Linked DNA regions of Homo sapiens: region 2 is linked to region 1. A link is a loop called in an ENCODE intact Hi-C map of the cell type or tissue named here. Cell type or tissue: PC-9. All regions are shown on one strand. Each heading gives the region's core, and the rest is flanking DNA. Links, peaks and the distances in the headings are about the cores only.

Region 1 (7,783 bases), core at 2,475-4,974:
GTAACTCCAGAAACTAGGAGACAGACATGGAACAGATTTTCCCCGAGAGGCTTCACAGAGAGTGTGGCCCTGCCAACAACTTGATTTTAGATTTCTAGTCTTCAGAACTGTGAGACATTAAATATGCCCGTGGTTCTAAGCCACCCAGTTTGTGGTATTTTGTTACAGTAGCTCTAAAAAACTGTTGGAGCTCAGGACAAATCACCCCTAAATATTCCTCTTGGGCATGCTATTTATTAGCAGATTATTTTGAGAAACTAGATGCAAGAGCGCTCTGAATAGCTACCCTTTTGTAAAATAAATGTGCATCTCTAAGGAAAATTTTTATTAATAAAGATATCTGTATTAAGGAAAGAGCTGCTCCTGAGACAACTCTTACCACCTGAGAGATCCTTATCTGTATAATGAGACCACATTTATTCACTGTACATTTCCCCCCCCTCATCCTTCCATAACTTGTCCCCACTACTCCTTAGGAGCCCCAAACCCCTCTTTCTGTCTGTAGCTCAGGATTCCATAATATATAAGCATCAATCATTCAGCTCTTCTTTGAGTCTCATATTTTTGTGGGACTCCTGTGCATACATACACAATTCAAATTATTTTTCACCTGTTAATATGCCTTATGTCAATTTAATTCATGGCTCAGCCAAAGAACCTGAAGGGTACAGAGAAATCATTTTTTTCTTCCCATGCAAACCTAATACAGCTTGCAATCCTAAGCAATAGACCCTGTCTACCTATTTATTGTAGAAATTTTAGAAAACAAAGAAGAAAGTGTACAAAGCATTCTTGATCCTATGTTCCCAAGTCCATCACTATGGATTGTATATTTTTAAGTTTGTTTTTGCTTCCTCCCAAACACCATTTCATTCAGTTTCATCGTTTAAAAATAGCAGCAACTCTCTTGTGTATTTTCTTTCATTTTATCATTTGATCAGCTCTACTCCTTGTGGGATGTGCTTTAAAAATAGTGAAAATGGCTATTAACCTCAGAATCCTCAGTTTTTTTATCATCGTCATAACCACCATGATCATTTCAGCTCACCATCTCGCCCTACCTTCCTAACTGCTGCTTTGCAAGCCCTCCTCCTGCTTGTGCACCAACTTTTACTCCTGTAACTCCAAATTAGTTGCGTTAGAATTTGCTTCCATCATCTCATCTATGTATCTTGATCATCTGTTTGGATATACTATCCTTTTATATCTCTGGGCTGTGTTATAGGTAATTTATTCAAGTTATATTTTCCAACTCTCTAATAGTCTTTTCATCTTTGTTTAATTTGCTGTTTCATTCAGCCATTGCGATCCGGGTGTGTATTTGAAATCTACGAGTTTTATTTAGTTCTTTCTAAAATCTGCCATATTGGTTTTTAAACTTTTGTATTTATTTTTTGAATGTGTTTTTTTTGTAGAGATGGGGGTCTCACCATGTTGCCTAGGCTGGTCTCAAACTTCTGGGCTCAAGGCCTCCCACCTTGGCCTCCCAGAGTGCTGGAATTACAGACATGAGCCACTGCGCCCAGCCCAGTTTTCACATTCTGTTTTTCTTGCTTTTTTAAAATTTCCTTTTCCATTTCTTTTGACCTTTTACACATGGTTGTTTCTGTTGACAAAAAGCCAAACTCTGTAAAATATTTGAAGAGATTTCTTCTAAGTCAAATGCAAAGACCATGACCCATGATACAGCCTCAGGAGGTCCTGAGAACATGTGCCCAATGTGGTTGGGTTACAGGTTGGTTTTATACATTTTAGGGAGACACAGGACATCAATCAATACATATGAGGTATACATTGCTTTGGTCTGGAAAGGTGAGACAACTTGAAGTGGGGGCTTACAGGTCATAGATGAATTCAAAGATTTTCTGATTGACAATTTGTTGAAAGAGTTAGTTATTATCTAAAGACCTGGAATCAACAGAAAGGAGTGTCTGGGTTAACGTAAGGTGATGTGGAGACCACAGTTCTTATTATGTAGGTGAAGTCTCATAGGCAGCTGCTCTTAGAAGTAATAAATGGCTAATATTCTAATATTTCCTATTCATACCTTTAAAAATGCTAAACTCTCATCTAATCCCTTCAGGGTCAGAAAAATACCTGGAAAGGGAAGGGGATTCTCTGCAGAATGTAAATTTTCCCCACAGGAGACAGCTTTGCAGGGCCATTTCAAAATATGGCAAAGAATTATAATTTGGGGTAAAATACTTTTGTTTCTTTCAGGCCCTGCTATCTGTCATGTGATGCTATGCTTGAGTCAGGTTGGAAGTTGGTATCTTAATGTTACCAGAGTCTGTTTTGTCAGTCTTGAGATCTCTGTTTTAATTTTAATGCTGGACAGTTGTGCCTGAATTCCAAAGAGAGGAGGGTGTAATGAGGCATGTCCAATTCCCCTGCCCTTCGCATCATGGCTGGAACTAGTATTTTATGTTTCTTTGGAATCCCCTTGGCTGACAGGAGGGGTCCATTGAGTTGGTTGGGGGGACTTAGAATTTTATTTTTGGTTTGCATTTCACATTCTTTTTCGGATCACTCCAATATCTGGTCTTTGAAAGTCTAATCTTTCATGTATTATTTCTGCTGTCTCTCATGTGCTCCTTGTGTGTTCTTTGGTTTTGGTTTTTCTGTTTTCGTTATGAGCTATATTTTATGGAATACAATCTGTAAGAATCCAATAACCTATATTGGAGGTGCTGATTGCAGCAATGTAAGTATTTATTTCCAGACAATCCCACCATATAACTCCCTCCTCTGCTCACTTGCTTACTGCTACGGCTGCCTGCTCAGGTTGTAGTTCATTGCTTCTGTTATTATTTACTTAACTCTTAGAGCCTCAGAAGTTTTCCCTCACTTTTTAATAAGTGTAACAATGCATTAAAATTATGTTTATTGTGTGTGTGTGTAATTCATCATTGGATTATAGGTCATTGGATTATAGGTCAGATACTTTTTGAGCCCTGAACATCATAGGCTGTCCTTTTCAAGACATCATATAATGTCCTATTCCATCATAAGAATCTTTCTCCAAAATTCCATGAGAATGACCTGAATCTTGATGTCTCATTCTCCAAGACTCAAGAAAGCACATATATTTGCATTCTCAGACTGATAGCAACTGAATGGTTATCATTCAAGGAGAACTTGTGAAAGCCTCCCCTTCCCCAGAAATGTCCACATCAGGAGCTTGGCGTTTAAGAGGTCTCTATGTTCTGGTATCTGAGCTGTCTGAGGGTCACTTTGGATTACAGATTCAGGAGTGAGAGGGACCTGGTAGTGAAGACCGCAGACTAGAGATGCTTGTAAGAATAACAGGGGGAGAGAGATTTCTGAAATTGGTATATGGATTTTTGTAATTAACATTTGCTATATCCCCAGTGTCTAGTATAAGCTCTGACAAATCAGAGACTTTAGAATAAATCCTTGTCGGTTGAATTAAAAAAATCATGAACCCTTTTTGAGCTTTAGCGACAGTATTGCTTTCTACCACTAGATGGTGGTGTAAAACCACTTTCTCTCTCTCTCAGGCACACAAAATGGCCTTCGTTGTTTTCTGGCCTTCCAAGCAGAAGATTCATCTCCCCAGTCTCAGCTTTTCAAATAATCTCAATCTGGATATCACGCGGCCTTTTCTTTCTGAGAAAAGCTTGAAATCTTTCAGATTCATTCTTGAAAGCTGTGATTTTTCCAGCAACACGTCTACTAATATTTGATTCACACTGGGAAGATTTCTATGGCTGTGACATCCAGAATGCAGATACATCTATGGAGCATGGTTGTTGTTGTTTTGGTCAGAGGTGGCAGTGTAGATTAATTAATGGAAAGAAAAGAAACCAGAAATTGTGAGATTTGGATACCAGACTCAACATCTCTGTGCCTTTCCTCAAATTAAAAATATCCAACTTGGCCGGTGATTTTCAAATTGTTCTCTTGTTCCACAATGACCTAAGGAAACTTCAGAGACAAGTCCAGCTGACAAGGTGTGTGCATGTGTGTGCGTGCATTTGCACATGTGTGTGCACATGTGTGTTTGGTGATTGGAGCAAGTATGAAAGGTTCAGTTATGTTGATGCCCCTCCTAGCCCTCACATTTGTGGTTCTAAGTTCTTTCGTTTTCATGATTGAATTTTTCACCCTGGTCTACTTGAGTGCATACTAAGAGATGTGGGGCTCTGGACCAGCCTGAAAGGAGACCCCTGCAGTCTCTGTTCATCTCCAGCACCCTCCTCTTCTCTCTCCTGGTTCTGTCTTTCTACTGTCTTGCTGAGCTCTTGCTGCCTGGCTCAAATAACTCAACACAGCAACAAGAGGTATTTGGAGAAGGGTTGGAGAGACAGAGTTTTCATGGCAGTGCAATTAATTGAAAAAGAAAAGAGCCAGTTCTTATAATGAGCCTGAGTAAGTACATAAACAGAAACTGAATGTCAAGACTCTCAAACAGGAAAGCGTCACCCCAGCAGGCTGTGCACAGAGGCAGGAACAAAGCCCACAGAGGCAGGAACAAAGCCCACAGAGGAAGAAACAAAGCACATAGAGAAGAGGGTCGCAAAGATGGACAGGTGGGACCATGAAGTTAAACAGCTCCACGAGCATGCTTTGAGTGTCTACTATGTGCTGGGCTCTAAGGATATGGAAACAAATGTAAGGAAATCTTAGGAATTGGGAGAGAGGTTCCAAACTAGAGAGCTACCAGGCCCTATTTAAGTGCTTTGACAGTAGGAGGGACAGAGTGCCAGGAAAATTCAGAGAAAAGGTACCAAATTTAGTGTTGGTGGGTTTGGGAGACTCCCTGAAGGAACTAATGCACAGAAAAAAAAAGGAAAGGAAAAGAAAGGAAAGGAAAGGAAAGGAAAGGAAAGGAAAGGAAAGGAAAGGAAAGGAAAGGAAAGGAAAGGAAAGGGAGGGGAGGGGAGGGGAGGGGAGGGGAGGGGAGGGGAGGGGAGGGGAGGGAAGGGGAGGAGAGGGGAGGGAAGGGAGAAGGGTGGGAGGGAGGGAGAAATAAAGAGAGAAAGAAGAAAAGTTTGTATGAGCTTAAAATTGTCTCTCTAATCCTTCTCCAAATACCTCTTTCCTGATGCTGACGTGTTGACTTATTTGGGCCAGGCAGCCAGAGCTCAGGGTGACATTAGAAAGACAGCACCACGGGAGGGAATAGGAAGGTGGTGGGGGTGAGCAGAGACCTGCATTCATTCTTAGCTAAAGGGTTATCTCTTTTCAGGAGAAATTTTTATCAGACTTCTTTAATATATATTTGGTAGTTGGTTTTATACAATTATGTAGTATTAATAGCTACTCTTCGTTAAGTTCTAAGCATAGTTCTAGGCAATTTACATACAATTCCACATTTAATCCTCACAACAATCCCTTGAGCTAGGCAGTAGTATCAAGATCTTTATGTTGAAAACTGTTTTATGGAAAATTTTAAGCTCACACCAACTTTCTTTCCTTCCTTCCTTCCTTCTTTCCTTCCTTCCTTCCTTCTTTCCTTCCTTCCTTCCTTCTTTCTTCCTTTCCTTTCTTTCTCTCTCTCTCTCTTTCTTTCATCTCCATTTTACCCATCACCCAGTATGAAGAGTTATCAACTTGGAGCCAATTGTGTTTCATCTAGGCCCCCCACACTTTCAGATGTCAGTAGTATGTTAAAGCAAATTCCAGATGTCTTGTCATTTTATCTGTACATCACTCAATATGTTAATCTAAAATATAAGGATACTTCGAAAAATGTGAACACGAGTCTACTTTCAGGGAAGGTGGAGTAGCAGGGATTGAATTTATCCTCCTGCCTGAAACAACAACAATAACAACAAAAGAAAAAAAAATACGTGAAAGAGTTTTTGAAGTTTCTAGACATCAGGCAATGAGGGACAGTGACACCTGAAGCAAGCAAGTTGAAGCCATTGCCAGAGCTTATTGCCTTGAGGAAGTCCAGGTGTGACCAGGGAGGAGGAACACAAGAGGAGCCTGATGGACTTCCAGAGCAGGGCTTTGTGAAAATTAATAATTTGATTATAGAATTCAAATGGAAGTGCAAATGACTTGGAATAGCCAAAACAACTTTGAAAAAGAAGAGCAAACTTGAGCCTGGGAGGTCAAGGCTGCAGTGAGCCATGATCATGTTACTTCACTCCAGTCTGGGCAATAGAGGGAGGCCCTGTCTCAAAAATAAACAAAATTAGAAGAGCAAAGTTGGAGGAGTAGCCTTACATGATTTCAAGACATTATACAGCAAAGACATGGAACCAATGCAAAAGCCCATGAATAGTAGACTAGATAAAGAAAATGTGCTACGTACACACCATGGAATACTATGCAGACATAAGAAGAATGAGATCATGTCCTTTGCAGGAACATGGATGGAGCTGGAAGTCATCAACCTTAGCAAACTAACTCAGGAACAGAAAACCAAATACCTCATGTTCTCACTTATAAGTGGGAGCTAAATGAGGAGAGCGCATGGACACATAGAGGGGAACAATACACACTGGAGCCTACCTAAGGGTAGAAAGTGGGGCAAGGGAGAGGAGCAGGAAAAACAACTAATGGGTATTAGACTTAACACCTGGGTGGTGAAATAATCTATACAACAAACCCCTCTGACATGAGTGTACCTATGTAACAAACTTCCACATGTATCCCTGAACTTAAAAGTTAAAAAAATGACTTATAAAGTTACAGTCATCAAAACAGTATATGGTATTGGTGTTAAGATAGGCAAGTAAATCAGTGGATCAGAATAGAGGGTCCAGAAATAAACTACACACACACACACACACACACACACACACACACACACACACACACACATATATATATATAGAGAGAGAGACAACTGATTTCTAGTGAAGGTACAAAGGAAATTCTATGGAGAAAGGATGATCTTTTCAGCAAATAGTGCTGGAAAAAATGAATAGTTGTATGCAAAAAATGAAGCTTGATTCATAATTTGTACAATAAACAAAAATGAATTTAAATTTAAAACCTAAAGCTGTGAAACCTCTAGAACATAGGAAACTTTTGTGACTTTGGGTTAGGCAAAACCTTCTTAGATATGACATCAAAAACACAATTCACCAAAGAAAAAAAATTAAAAATTTGGACTTCATCAAAATTTAAAATTTGTACTCCTTAAAAAACACTCCAAAGAGAATAAAAAGACAATCTACAGGCTCACAGAATATGTTTTGCAATGATAGAATACTTGATTATATATAGAGATTGAGTATTCCTTATCCAAAATGCTTGGGACCAGAAGTGTTTCTGTGAGATTTTTCAGCTCTTGGAATATTTGGACATATATAATGAGATATCTTGAGGGTGGGCCCCAAGTCTAAACATGAAATTCATTTATGTCTTATGTGTCTCATACATACAGCTTAATGGCAATTTTATACAATATTTTTAATAATTTTATGCATGAAACAAAGTTTGTGTACATTGAGCCATCAGAAAGCAAAAGTGTCACTATCTCAGCCACCCAGGTGGACAATCTGTGGTTGTTTGGCATTACATCATTCCTGACTCTGCACTTATATGCTGCTTATCAGCAATCAATTTCTTACACTTACTTGCACATAGGTACTTAATAACAAAAATTATGACTTATCATTAACCCAATAATGGAACACTAAGCATGTGGGAGTTATTTATATCCTACTGCTCAAGGTCATTGCCAAGGTCTGAGTGCAAAAATTCAAAAAAATGCAACCTCAGGCATAAATGGGTTAATACAGTGAAAGAAATAATGTGTTCAGGGTAACGGAGCGACACAGTAGCTCCTCCAGAATACCTG
Region 2 (5,103 bases), core at 1-2,500, 760 kb after region 1:
ACTACAGAAGAGGTTTCACCATTATAGCCAGGCTGGTCTCGAACTCCTGGCCTCAAGTGATCTGCCCACCTCAGCGTCCCAAAGCGCTAGGATTACAGGAGTGAGCCACCACTCCTGGCTGGTTAATAAGTTTTAAATGTCAGTGTGCACAAATCTTTCCAGTGGCAAGAAAAAAAAAAGCAACAACAACAAAACCACACCTCTGTGTTCCTCCTCCTTTTCTCCTTTGACTTAATACTGAACAAACAATGTCGGTTTCTAGCCACTTGCTTGTCAAAATTTTGTGTGGTGGTAGAAAGAGAGATTGGAATGAGGACAAGACAATTACCATGATAGGGGAGGACTAGGACAGAAGTAGTGGCCAGAGATGAAGGGTGATGCAGGATTAAGGATGAATAAGAACAACAGCCAGTGCCAGATCTCTGGACTCCAGCACCAGCCATATGTCATCCCAGCCAAGTGAGTGACGACATCAGAGAAGCCAAATAGCCCTGTCCTCTATCTTCAAACTGCTGGGGTGAGCGAGCTGCAAGAATAAAACAGAGCTGACCTTTCTTTTCTGTTTCCCATCTCCTGCCTTGGAGATTCTGGTCCATTCTACTTACAACCAAAAGTCCCAGATGTATACAGCCAGAGTCTCTGATTAAGAGACACTCTTTCTTTTTTTAATTTAAAAGATACTAAGTAATAAATATTCACCATTTAAAAAAAAACTATAAAATGCAGATAAGGAAAAGCACTAATCACCTTCAGATAACTACTGTTGGTATTTAGCCTTTCATCACAAATTTTATATTCTTTACATTCTTTGTATATGTGTGACTATGTGCACACATACATTATTTCTAATGTTTTTTCCAAGATTTATGGTGGAAAAATAATGATAGACTTCTAAAGTCATTAACAGATAGTTTCCTATCCTACTGCACAATTTGGTGTCTGGATGCTCTGCTGACCTTAGCAACACTTGTTTAAAGTCCCAGCATAGTAAGGTCAGCCGCCGCCTGCCTGCTGTGTCTGCAGACTTTATAATTCTGTACCTACTCCCATATTAGGGGGCTCTCTCTTGCTTAAGTCCATACGCAGAATTTCGTTAGCCAGAGGAGTCCTGAATTGCAAGTGAGAAGACCCAAATCTTGGTACTATTTTAGCTTCTAAATGTGCTCCAACTTCAGGGACTTCAGGAGCCAAGCATCTCCTGAGGGGCCTCTGGTGAAGGGAGGGGGAGAGGGAAGAGCTCTCATTTGGAAAATGCCTACTATTTCCCCGTCAGGGACTGCTGGGCCCTCCCTATCAGCCATCCATCTACTTTATTACCGAAGCAAGGGGAGGCCTCTGCCCACATCCTGTTTGAAGGCTGGAACTTCAGACCTTAGGGCACAGGTCTTTTACTCAAAACTTTTCAGATAATGAAAGAATTGAGATAAGCCAAGAATGTCAACACAAGCTCCTAGAAAACAATTGCAGATGTCACCGTAGTCACTCTGCAGGGCTGCACTGGCAAAGATCCCAGAGCACTGACCCTGTGCCCAAAGTTTCCTTCTGCCTTCTCTGAGATGACCAGCAGGTGGCAGCAGAGCACAAGGCAAAGCAGAAGGACGGTTGTCGGGAGCTCTGGAAAGACAAGAGATTGCAAACACTATACTTTTAAAAATTTGATTGATATGTTTTCTTCACTTCACAAGTAACTTAATGGGTTCAACTCCGATTGGCCACCCCATGGTTGTTTCCTGACCCCTTGGAGATTTAGAGCCTAGAAGTCTGTCCTCACCCACTGTCCATGCGAGTTTGTACAGCATGAAAAGTTCTCATCTCCAAGTTAAGAAGTAATCTTTCTATGAGAAGCACACTGTTTGACAAGCTGGTTTTGATATTTACATGCCTTCAGGCCTAGACTCCTAGTCTGCCTCTTTTACGTACTACTTCTGAGTTATTTGAAAAGTTACTAAGTCCCCTATTTTCTCAGTGGAGATTTTAAGCATCATCAGGATTTAAATGAGGATGTGTGTTTAAAAGACCAGCATGACACTTGCCACATGGAAATTCCTCAGCACATTTCAGTTATCTCACCCCTACGAAGAGAAGTGAGGCAAATAAAGAGAATCTATTATGGGGAATGCTGTCATTTCAAATAGTTATAAAGAGGTAGAGAAAATGATTCTCAAACCAGAATTTTCCTCGTTAATTCATTTTTAACTATCTTGTGAAATACAAGCAATGTCAACGCTTCGTTTTCCTAAACATTTCACTCAAATCGACTTCGTTCAATTACATGCAATAGAAATTTACCAAAGGTCTATTATGTACCAGGCATTATCACAGACACTGTAGGTCCAAATATAAGTAAGACACTGGTTGGTGCAGCTCTCTGGAAATGGACAGTACAGGTATAGCAGGAAAGCAACAGAAGTAGTAAAATCAATATAGCATGCCCAGAGAGCCCCACTCTCAAGACCCAGGCACTGGGTCTAAATGACTAAGACTGAGGCTGATTCAAGACAACAGAGAATGTCCACCATGAACTCAGAATCCAGTCACAAACAAGAGCAGCCTACCACTAAAAGAGAAGCAAATAAGTGGAGAGTCACTGTGTGTGGCTCAGCCCTGCAGGGATGGCTGAAAGTTCAGGGAGGAGCCAAAACACAGAAAACCCTAGCAAGGTAAGAGCATCAAGGTTAGATTCCATCTAACCCTCCTGACTTTCATTTTCGACACTTCATTCTTCCACTCTGAGAAACCTAGCTTTGATCATTTACAATGTGTTTATTTATTTATTTATTCATTCATTTATTTTGTTCAAGCTTAACATCCAAATTAATTAGTTTCAAAACTTCTAACCCATACTCCCATGAGAAACAAATGTATCAAGTAAATACTACCCAGCCATAAAAAAGAATGAAACTGTCATCTGCAATAACATGGATGGAAAGGGAAGTCATTATGTTAAGTGAAATAAGCCAGGCACAGAAAGATGTTCTCACATGTCCTCACTTATTTGGAGGAGCTAATAATTAAAGCAATTGAACTCATGGAGATAGAGAGTAGAATAATGATTACCAGAGGCTGGGAAGGCAGTGGGGGAGGGGAAGTGGGGATAGTTAATGGGTACAAAAAAATGCTTAGAAAGAGTGAATAAGAGGAGGTTCCAAGATGGCCAAATAGCAACAGCTCCAGTCTGCAGCTCCCAGCGTGAGCAATGCAGAAGACAGGTGATTTCTGCATTTCCAACTGAGGTACCAGGTTCATCTCACTGGGGCTTGTCAGACAGTGGGTGCAGCCCATGAGCAGGGCAGGGCATCACCTCACCTGGGAAGCACAAGGGGTCAGGGAATTCCCTTTCCTAGCAAAGGGAAGCCGTGACAAACAGTACCTGGAAAATTGGGACACTCCCACCCTAATACTGCACTTTTCCAACGGCCTTAGCAAATGGCACACCAGGAGATTATATCCCGTGCATGGTTCAGAGGGTCCCACACCCACGGAGCCTCACTCATTGCTAGCACAGCAGTCTGAGATCAAACTGCAAGGTGGCAGTGAGCCTGGGGGATGGGCATCCACCATTGCTGAGGCCTGAGTATGTAAACAAAGCGGCTGGGAAACTCAAACTGGGTGGAGCCCACCGCTGCTCAAGGAGGCCTGCCTGCCTCTGTAGACTCCACCTCTGAGGGAAGGGCATAGCTGAACAAAAGGCAGCAGAAACTTCTGCAGACTTAAACGTCCCTGTCTGACAGCTTTGAAGAGAGCAGTGCTTCTCCCAGCACAGAGTTTGAGATCTGAGAACAGACAGACTGCCTCCTCAAGTGGGTCCCTGACCCCCAAGTAGCCTAACTGGGAGACACCTCCCAGTAGGGGCCGACTGACACCTCATACAGCCAGATGCCCCTCTGAGATGAAGCTACCAGAAGAAGGATCACACAGCAACATTTACTGTTCTGCAATATTTGCTGTTCTTCAGTCTCCACCGGTGATACCCAGGCAAACAGGGTCTGGAGTGGACCTCCAGCAAACTCCAACAGACCTGCAGCTGAGAGTCCTAACTGTTAGAAAGAAAACTAACAAACAGAAAGGACATCCACACCAAAACCCCATCTGTATGTCACCATCATCAAAAACCACAAAGATGGGGAGAAACCAGAGCAGAAAAGCTGAAAATTCTAAAAATCAGAGTGCCTCTTTTCCTCCAAAGGAACACAGCTCCTCGCCAGCAATGGAACAAAGCTGGATGGAGAATGACTTTGACGAGTTGAGAGAAGAAGGCTTCAGACGATCGGTAATAACAAACTTCTCCGAGCTAAAGGAGAATGTTCAAACCCATCACAAAGAAGCTAAAAACCTTGAAAAAAGATTAGATGAATGGCTAACTAGAATAAACAGTGTAGAGAAGACCTTAAATGACCTGATGGAGCTGAAAACCATGGCACGAGAACCACATGACGCATGCACAAGCTTCAATAGCCGATTTGATCAAGTGGAAGAAGGGTATCAGTGATTGAAAATCAAATGAATGAAATGAAGTGAGAAGAGAAGTTTAGAGGAAAAAGAGTAAAAAGAAACAAACAAACCCTCCAAGAAATATGGGACTACGTGAAAAGACCAAATCTACGTCTGATTTGTGTACCCGAAAGTGACAGGGAGAATGGAACCAAGTTGGAAAACACTCTTCAGAATATTATCCAGGAAAACTTTCCCAACCTAGCAAGCAGGCCAACATTCAAATTCCGGAAATACAGAGAACGCCACAAAGATACTCCTTGAGAAGAGCAACTCCAAGACACATAATTGTCAGATTCACTAAAGTTGAAATGAAGGAAAAAATGTTAAGGGCAGCCAGAGAGAAAGGTCAGGTTACCCACAAAGGGAAGCCCATCAGACTAACAGTGGATCTCTCAGCAGAAACTCTACAAGCCAGAAGAGAGTGGGGGCCAATACTCAACATTCTTAAAGAAAAGAATTTTCAACCCAGAATTTCATATCCAGCCAAACTAAGCTTCATAAGTGAAGGAAAAATAAAATCCTTTACACAAGCAAATGCTGAGAGATTTTGTCACCACCAGGCCTGCCTTACAAGAGCTCCTCAAGGAAGCACTAAACATGGAAAGGAAC

The links. Hi-C counts contacts between places; a loop is a spot of excess contacts. Peaks named below come from ENCODE experiments on the same cell type or tissue, not always from the same donor. Only the 100,000 strongest peaks of a DNase experiment are listed, where the experiment ranks them.
Region 2: it touches region 1 in a loop (3-fold over the local background); 7 of 110 quality-filtered maps call a loop at or near these places.

The regions. Positions count from the first base shown.
Region 1 is chr1:66,442,309-66,450,091 of GRCh38, reverse strand. No RefSeq gene overlaps it. Among named protein-coding and RNA genes, the nearest start is that of SGIP1, 88 kb to the left of the region's middle. RefSeq lists enhancers at 3,402-3,451, 3,462-3,511. In PC-9, for the core only: CTCF peaks have their summits at 3,266 and 3,482 (motif pointing right); no DNase peak of the experiment used is centred there.
Region 2 is chr1:65,684,327-65,689,429 of GRCh38, reverse strand. No RefSeq gene overlaps it. Among named protein-coding and RNA genes, the nearest start is that of PDE4B, 110 kb to the left of the region's middle. In PC-9, for the core only: CTCF peaks have their summits at 1,358 and 1,557 (motif pointing right); a DNase peak (open chromatin) is centred at 1,429.